3 separate regions of the Homo sapiens genome follow, and all the other regions are linked to region 1. The links are chromatin loops, found by intact Hi-C in ENCODE. Cell type or tissue: heart right ventricle. All regions are shown on one strand.

The links. A loop is a pair of places that touch in the nucleus more often than their neighbours do. Peaks named below come from ENCODE experiments on the same cell type or tissue, not always from the same donor. Only the 100,000 strongest peaks of a DNase experiment are listed, where the experiment ranks them.
Region 2: it touches region 1 in a loop (3-fold over the local background); 14 of 110 quality-filtered maps call a loop at or near these places.
Region 3: a loop joins it to region 1, with 5 times the contacts of the local background. A loop is called at or near these places in 69 of 110 quality-filtered maps.

Annotation. Positions count from the first base shown.
Region 1 is chr2:17,850,536-17,853,035 of GRCh38, reverse strand. No RefSeq gene overlaps it. Among named protein-coding and RNA genes, the nearest start is that of KCNS3, 27 kb to the left of the region's middle. In heart right ventricle, CTCF peaks have their summits at 912 and 1,115 (motif pointing right); a DNase peak (open chromatin) is centred at 1,086.
Region 2 is chr2:18,116,800-18,119,299 of GRCh38, reverse strand. No RefSeq gene overlaps it. Among named protein-coding and RNA genes, the nearest start is that of KCNS3, 240 kb to the right of the region's middle. In heart right ventricle, a CTCF peak has its summit at 1,441 (motif pointing right); no DNase peak of the experiment used is centred here.
Region 3 is chr2:18,148,832-18,151,331 of GRCh38, reverse strand. No RefSeq gene overlaps it. Among named protein-coding and RNA genes, the nearest start is that of KCNS3, 270 kb to the right of the region's middle. In heart right ventricle, a CTCF peak has its summit at 1,466 (motif pointing right); no DNase peak of the experiment used is centred here; H3K27me3 peaks cover 220 bases.

The sequences.
Region 1 (2,500 bases):
GTCTGTAGCTGAGGGGACCTGGAGTGGGGGACAGATGTGGTCTAGGCCTCCCCTTGCTGCACATTGCTGTGGAGGGGACTTGTTCTTCCCCAGCCCCCTGCCCTTTCCTTCTTTAGGGTGAAGACCTCCAGGATATTGAGGCAGGAAGAAGGGACAGAGAGGAACAAGCCTTTTATGGTATGTGGGGGTGGGTATGTGTTATTTGGGGGCTGCTTCTTTGTTTTAACTGTATCAGCTACTGCTGTGGTCTTCTGTTAGCACTCGCGCCTTCTCTAGTTTCCACAAATGGCCCTCAATGTCATTGCATGGCAGGTGTATGCTGGGCTTGCTTTTGTTGGTGACATGAGGGGAACAAGCTCATGCTGGGACTCACCTCGGAGACCTGACAGCGCCTTCTCCCTGCCTTCCACTGAGCTTGGAGATTCTCTGTCTCCCACTTTCTCTTGCTCTCAGTGGTCTCCCCTTACAGAGGCTTTCTTAAGGGCAAACCTGCACTCCTGAGGGATCCAGCAGGGCCCGGGGAAAGTCACTATTCTGGCCACACCAAAGGGTAGGAGCAGAGCAGCGTCACTGCCTTCCTCCCCCCTGCCTTCCCTCCCAGTCCTCTTGCTTGCTGGGGTTGGCTGGGGCAGGTCTGCAAGACCCATGCTGGGCAGGTGTCCACGCAGGGAACCACACACTCACCTTCCTGCAATGTCCTGTGTTCATCTCCTGGAGCCTCCTACTCCTGGGCTTGTGGTGGGCACCTTTCCTCTGCTGAGCCATTCTGCCCTTTCGCTTATGCATGTCCCTAGTGATCCCTACTGGGCAAAGGAAAAGCCCCACTCAACCCAATAGCTAACCCAATAAAGCAGGTGAGATGGGCCTTGTCCCTGCCACTGAGCCACACTGCTAAGTGGAGGAAAATGTGACCTCCTTCAGGCCTGAGAATATCATTTGCCTTCTGCAAATAGGACCAGCTAATGTTATCAAGGAGGGCTTAGGGCAGGTTTTATTTCAGTAGGGGGCCTTTTCAGGGACTGGGACTAAAACAGGATCCCCTGAGCGCCGAAGCTGGGCACCAGTGGATTCCTGAGCGCCTCCCAAAAGCCATTAGAGGGCAACAGGCTCCCCTGTGTGGGCATCTTCTGCTATTGCATCTGCACAAAATCGCAGTGTCTGAAAATTAAAATGACTCATAATCCCACATGCAGAAATAATCCTGTTACCATGCTGTTGCATTTACTTCCAGGAGGCTTTTCATGAGCACGGTAAGTATGTGAGTCTACATCCCTCTTTGTTCACTTAATTGCCCAAGACAACTCAATTTTGCCACTCAGCCATTTTTAAAATATAAAGTAAATGTTGCACAAAACAGTGAAATCATTGCTGGAATACTGAGGAACGGTCACTTATTTTATACTCAATAGTTTCTCTTTCTCCTCTCCCTCTCACATGCACACACAATTTTTAGGGAATCTTTATTCTTCCAGGTAGGAGTTGGAGGTGGGAGGAGAGCAGGGAGTTTCCTCCATGCCCTCTTCAGTGTGTGCCCCAAATTTGCCAGATGCTTTTTACATGAGAAACTTGTGACGTAGAAACCTGCTAGGCCAGGCACAGTGGCTCACACCTGTAATCCGAGCACTTTGGGAGGCTGAGGCAAGCGGATCGCTTGAGCCCAGGAGTTCAAGACCAGCCTGGGTAACACAGTGAGACCCCTGTCTCTACACAAAATCCAAAAAATTAGCCAGGTGTGGTGGCATATGCCTGTAGTCCCAGCTACCCAGAAGGCTGAGGAGGGAAGATCACCTGAGCCTAGGAGTTCGAGGCTGCAGTGAGCCACGATAGCGCCACTGCACTCCAGCCTGGGTGACAGAGTGAGACCCTGTTTCAAAAAAAAAAAAAAGAAAGAAACTTGCTACTTTACAGATAAATAACCTCAGTTCAGAAGAATGAAATGACTTTCCAAGGTCACACAGCTAATGGTGTTAAGACCAAGAATTAAGCACAGTCTTTGATGACCCCAAAGCCGTTATCTCTGAGATACTAGACCTACAAGATAGAGCTCCCTCCCACCCCTGGAAATGGTGTCATCAACTGACATCAGTTGGGACAGTTTCCAAAGTTATTTTTGATCAATTTTACACATTCAGCCAGAATGGCTCCAGCTCACCCCCAGTTGTCTCCAGATAGGCACTCACATTGCCCTCTAAGAAATCACTCCTGGGGCCCCAGTTGGTGAAGGATGTTCTAGATCCTGGAAATTCTCCCCGCAGTTGTACTTTAGCACCTGTAACAAGAGATATGATGCTGTGTTGCCAGGAAGTCCCAAGCTGAGAGGAGATACCCCTCTGTGCCTCCTGTAGTCACCAACCCTGGCTCCAGCCAGACCCTCCCAGGCCTCTGCAAAAGCTGCAGCTCAGCGACCACAGCCCTTGTAGGAGGAAGATTTCTTTAACAAAAAAAGCATGGAGCACCCAGGCTAGCATGGCCCTCGGAGATCGTCCAGGCCAACACAGAA
Region 2 (2,500 bases), 270 kb before region 1:
AATCAAAGCCATGAGTTCTGAAAATAGCCTCTATCTATGTACATTGATAAGCTTTCCCATGGAAAATGGGTAGCTGGTAGATTGTCTGAGCCTCAGTCTACATCCCAGTGAATGCTGGCAAACACAGATAGAACCCTGGGACCAGAGACAGGCTCCAAATTCAACAGTCATGCATCCGCTGAGTCCCCAGGGGCCTGAGCACAGTGGGCTAAGCCCTGTGCAGGAGAGTCCTGAGCTTTCTAGAGCGTTCCTCTTGACAGACAGATCTACCCAGTTCAGAGCTACCCTGTTACCCAAAATCCCTGTAGAAAACTCCAAGGAGACTTGGAGCAAGGAAACACCACATTCGCTGACTCACTCTCTCATCTACAGCACAAATATTTGTGGAGTTCACTCCAATGATTAAATCCTTTCGACAAAGGGAAAGGACTTTACAGTGCTCTTTATTAGTTATTGGATTTTCCATTTCTCAATGCGAGGGTGGAGAAGAAGATGCAATAAAGGCAAACAGTTTGAAATTGATTGTTTGCTTCTCTCCAGGGTAATTTCCTGGTAACTGACAAAATACACAGACTATTAGAAGCATTCGTGGACTTATGGTAAAATCTTTTTCTTTGTATTTTATATTTTTAAAAATCCCTTAAGCCACAGTTTTGTTTTTAATATAGGGTCTGGAGGTTGGTGGCCCTCTTCTCACAGCTCCACTGGGCAGTGCCAAAGTAGGGACTCTGTGTGGGGGCTCCAACCCCATATTTCCCTTCTGCACTGCCCGAGCAGAGTTTCTACATGAGACCCCTCCCCTGCAGCAAACTTCTGCCTGGACATGGTTGTATTTTGAATTGTGAGGACATGAGATTTGGCAGGGGCAGGGATGGAATGATACGGTTTGGCTGTGTCTCTACCCAAATCTCATCTTGAATTGTAATTCCCATAATCCCAACCTGTCAGGGGAGGGACAAGGTAAAGATAGTTCAATCATGGGGGCAGGTTTTTCCTGTGCTATGCTCATGATAGTGAATAAGTCTCCCAAGATCTGATGGTTCTATAGGGTGCAGTTCTCCTGCACAAGCTCTCTTGCCTGCCCCCATATAAGACATGCCTTTGCTCCTCCTCTGCCTTTCACCATGATTGTGAGGCTTCCCCAGCCATGTGAAACTGTGAGTCTATTAAACCTCCTTTTCTTTGTGAATTGCCCAGTCTTGGGTATGTCTTTATTAGCAGCATGAGAACAGACTAATACAGGGAGAAAAAAAGAAAGAGAAAACCACAAAACAACCAAAAAAATAAAAAAATGGCAGATGTAAGTTCTTTCTTATTGATGATAACATTTAATGTAAATTGACTAAACTCTCTAATAAAAAGACAAAAAGTGAAACAAAAAATGAGAATAATAACACAAACCTCATACGGCAGCTGTGTGCAGGTTCACCATCATGTGGCAGTGGAAAGCACTGCATTGCAGAGCTCTAGGGGGCGCCTTTCACAAAGACTACAAAGTAAATGGTGCCTGCTGCAGCTGAGCAGTGTACAACCTGCACAACCATATGGGGCAGCCCTGGCTCTGAAAGAAGATCAGGGGAATTAAGGCTATGAAACCACTTATTAAACTGTAACAGCTGTTGTAATTATCACAACTATTGTCAGGGATATCCAAAGGAATGCCTGAATCCCAACAGTGATCTGCCTCTAGCCAGGAGCATTACTGAGCCATGAGCAGCTTGAATTGAAGACCAGACAGCAACGAAATCCTAAACACTGCAAATGGAAAATCTTACAGGCCATTTGACCTGTGGAAGAAAGTAGATCAGGGATTCCAGAAAAATGGAGCAAATGTGAACAGTAGCAGATGTACGTTGTGTTTACTTCGCTCCAGACATTCTTCAAAGCATGTTACATGTATTGTCTCATTAAATCATCACTCCCACTCAATTAGTGGGTACTGTTATCACATCCAATTTACAGACGACAAAATGCTACACAGGACATTAGGCATTAGACCAAGCTACCATGGTTTGTTTGTAAGCAGTGGAACAGAGAGCTGAACCCAGGCAGTCATCTCCAGGGCCCGTGATCTCAACCACCTCCCTGGTCTGAGCAGAGGACAAACCTTACTGCACCATGAGGCTTCCTATGCAGAGTCTGAGCATCAGCCATCCATTAGGGAAACAGACAAGGCCAACAAATCAAGCACAGAGGGTGCCTTGAGCACTTCCTAGATGCTCTGTAAACTCCATGGGCCCAAGGAGGAGAGTATAAAAACATGACAAGGTTTCTGCCTTTCAGGAGCTCACGCTGTATCTAAGACAATACTAAGGCAAAAACAAAAACAAAACAGGAGATAATTAATCAAAAAAGCACATTCAATCATGTGGTAGGGGTTAAGCATCCCTAATCCAAAAGTCTGAAATCCAGAATGTTCCAAACTCTGAAACTTTTTGAGCACAGACATGATGCTCAAAGAAAATGCTCATTGGAGCATCTCAGATTTTGGATTTTCAGA
Region 3 (2,500 bases), 300 kb before region 1:
TGTGGCACCTCTCCCTTCACTCTTTCTCTTGCTCCTGCTTCCACCATATGAGACATCTGTTGCCCCTCTGCTTTCCACCATGACGAGAAGCTTGATGGGGCCTCCTTAGAAGAAGCCACTGTGCTGCCTGTACAACCTGTGGAACCATGAGCCAACTAAATCTCTTCTTTTTAAATTATCCAGTCTCAGATATTTCTCCACAGCATTGCAAGAACGAACTAATAGAAGCCTGTTTCCAAATAAGGTCACATCCTGGGGTACTGGGGGTTAGGACTTCAACATCAATAATTTTAGGAGGATCCACTTCAACCCATAACAAATACCTTCCAAGGAATACAAACCACAACCCAGTTCTCTAACATAGGAAATAGAAGTTGCACTGGCTGATTTCTAAGGGCCATTTCAGCAGGATCATTTTACAATTTTATCTGGAGGCAGAATTCTATCACAAATTCTGCATATTACAATTATGTGGAGAAGCTTCTGAAAAACACCATCTCTGCCTTAGACCAATTAACCAGGCTTTCTAGGGGTGGGTAGAGTCTGGACATTTTAAGCCCCTAAGTGATTCTAATACATTTTGAGAACTACTTGTCTATAATATTTCCCAAGAACAGGCTGAGATTACATGGTAGGAGTCCAAACTATCATCCCATGCAAAATACACAAACTTAACCTTTTTCCACATAGGAATATATATAACAAAAGTAGTCACAAATGCTCATTATAGATAAGAAAGTAGCTATAATTCTGAGGCCAACCCCTAGAGTTTCAATCAAAATTCCTATTTTAGTGATAATGTGGAGTAGGTATCACTTTTTAAGACTCTCTGGCTGAGTTTAGTCTCCTTTGTCCTCGCCTGTTTCCTGGTAACGTAACATTGGTCCTATGTCCCTTTGATTGCATTTTAATTGACTGTCCTCCCCATAGGCAGTGTGCTCCCTAAGGGTTAGGTCTGTGCCTTAGTCATCATTCTAACAATTATGCCTGATACATGCATAGGAGATATTTTTGCATGAATAAATGAGTGAATTAATCAATGTGAAGACTCAGGATGGAAAGTTCAAAGCAAGAAAATTGCTTTAGTCATTTGGAAGCTTAGTCCTTTGGACTATATTGCTATAGTCATTTGGAAGAATAGCATATTTGCCATTTTGCCAATAAAGTGTTTATTTAATTTTATGACTTTGATTGAAACAATCCTCATTTGACACCAAAGTTAAGAACATAGTGAGTTCTGCTCTCTTCTTGTAAGACTATGGTTTCTAGCAAAAATACTCTACAAAGCAAATGAGTCAAGGCATCAGACACTTTTTCTAGAGACTAGTAGCTTTCTCCTTTGGAAATAAAGTAAGACCTCAGAGATTTATGGGAAATCACGAAGGATGTAAAGCAGAATTGCTTGTCAGGCAATATATTGCCATGATTTGAATATCCCTTCCAAAACTCATGTTGAAGCTTAATCCTCTAGGTGGCAGTATTGAGAAGTGGGCCTTTAAGGGCTCTGCCCTCATGAAAGAATCAATCCACTTACGAATTAACGGATTAATGGGTTAATGTATTATTGGGTTATCATGAAAATGGAACTGGTGCCTTTATAAGAAAAAAAAGAAATACCTGAGCTAGCACATTACATGCTTAGACCCTTCACCATGTGATAACCTGAACCACCTCAGGACTCTACAGAGAGTCCCCCACAAGCAAGAAGGTGCTTACCAGATGGCCCTTCAACCTTGGACTTCTCAGCCTCTAGAGTAATAAGAAATAAATGCATTTTCTTTATAAATTACCCAGGTTCAGGTGTTCTGTTATAAGCAACAGAAAACTGATTAAGACATATAAGTACGCAGAAAAGTTCTTACACAAAACAGAATTACACACATTACTACTTCCTGGGAATCCAAATGAATGACTCTATAATATGACAGAGGCCTTTACACAAATCTTCTTATGGCCTCATAGCTTTCTCTTCTAAAAGGGAGGTCCCAGTAACACAGGGCAATAATTATGCTTATTTTGCAGGAAACTGAAATGTAGAGATACTTAAAAATGCAAAGTTTTATCTAAGTAAATTCATATTCACTGAATACCTGCTATATCCCATGCATGGTGTTTTGGAGAGAAAATAGAAGTTAAAATAGGGCCCTTGACTTAAAGGAAATTTCTTTCTAACATGGGAGAAAAAAACACTAAATAGTTATTATATCAGACAGGATATTATCTCTGCAGCAAAATGCTCTCAAAAAAGCATGATAGCAGGTTAAAATGAAGATAATAGCCAGAAGATGATGGGAAAGTGATATTGGAGCAGATGTCTAAAAAGGATCAAGTTTTGATAGGTATGTGGAAGAGATCCTAATAAACGAAGAAAAATCAAGGCAAGAATAGAGGTAGGAATTACCATCATCAGGGAAGGGTGACCCACTCAGTTTCCCAAAGTGTGAAAATAAATGAGGGAGATAATCATGGGAAGGCAGTTTCAGAGCAAATCTCTAAGGGC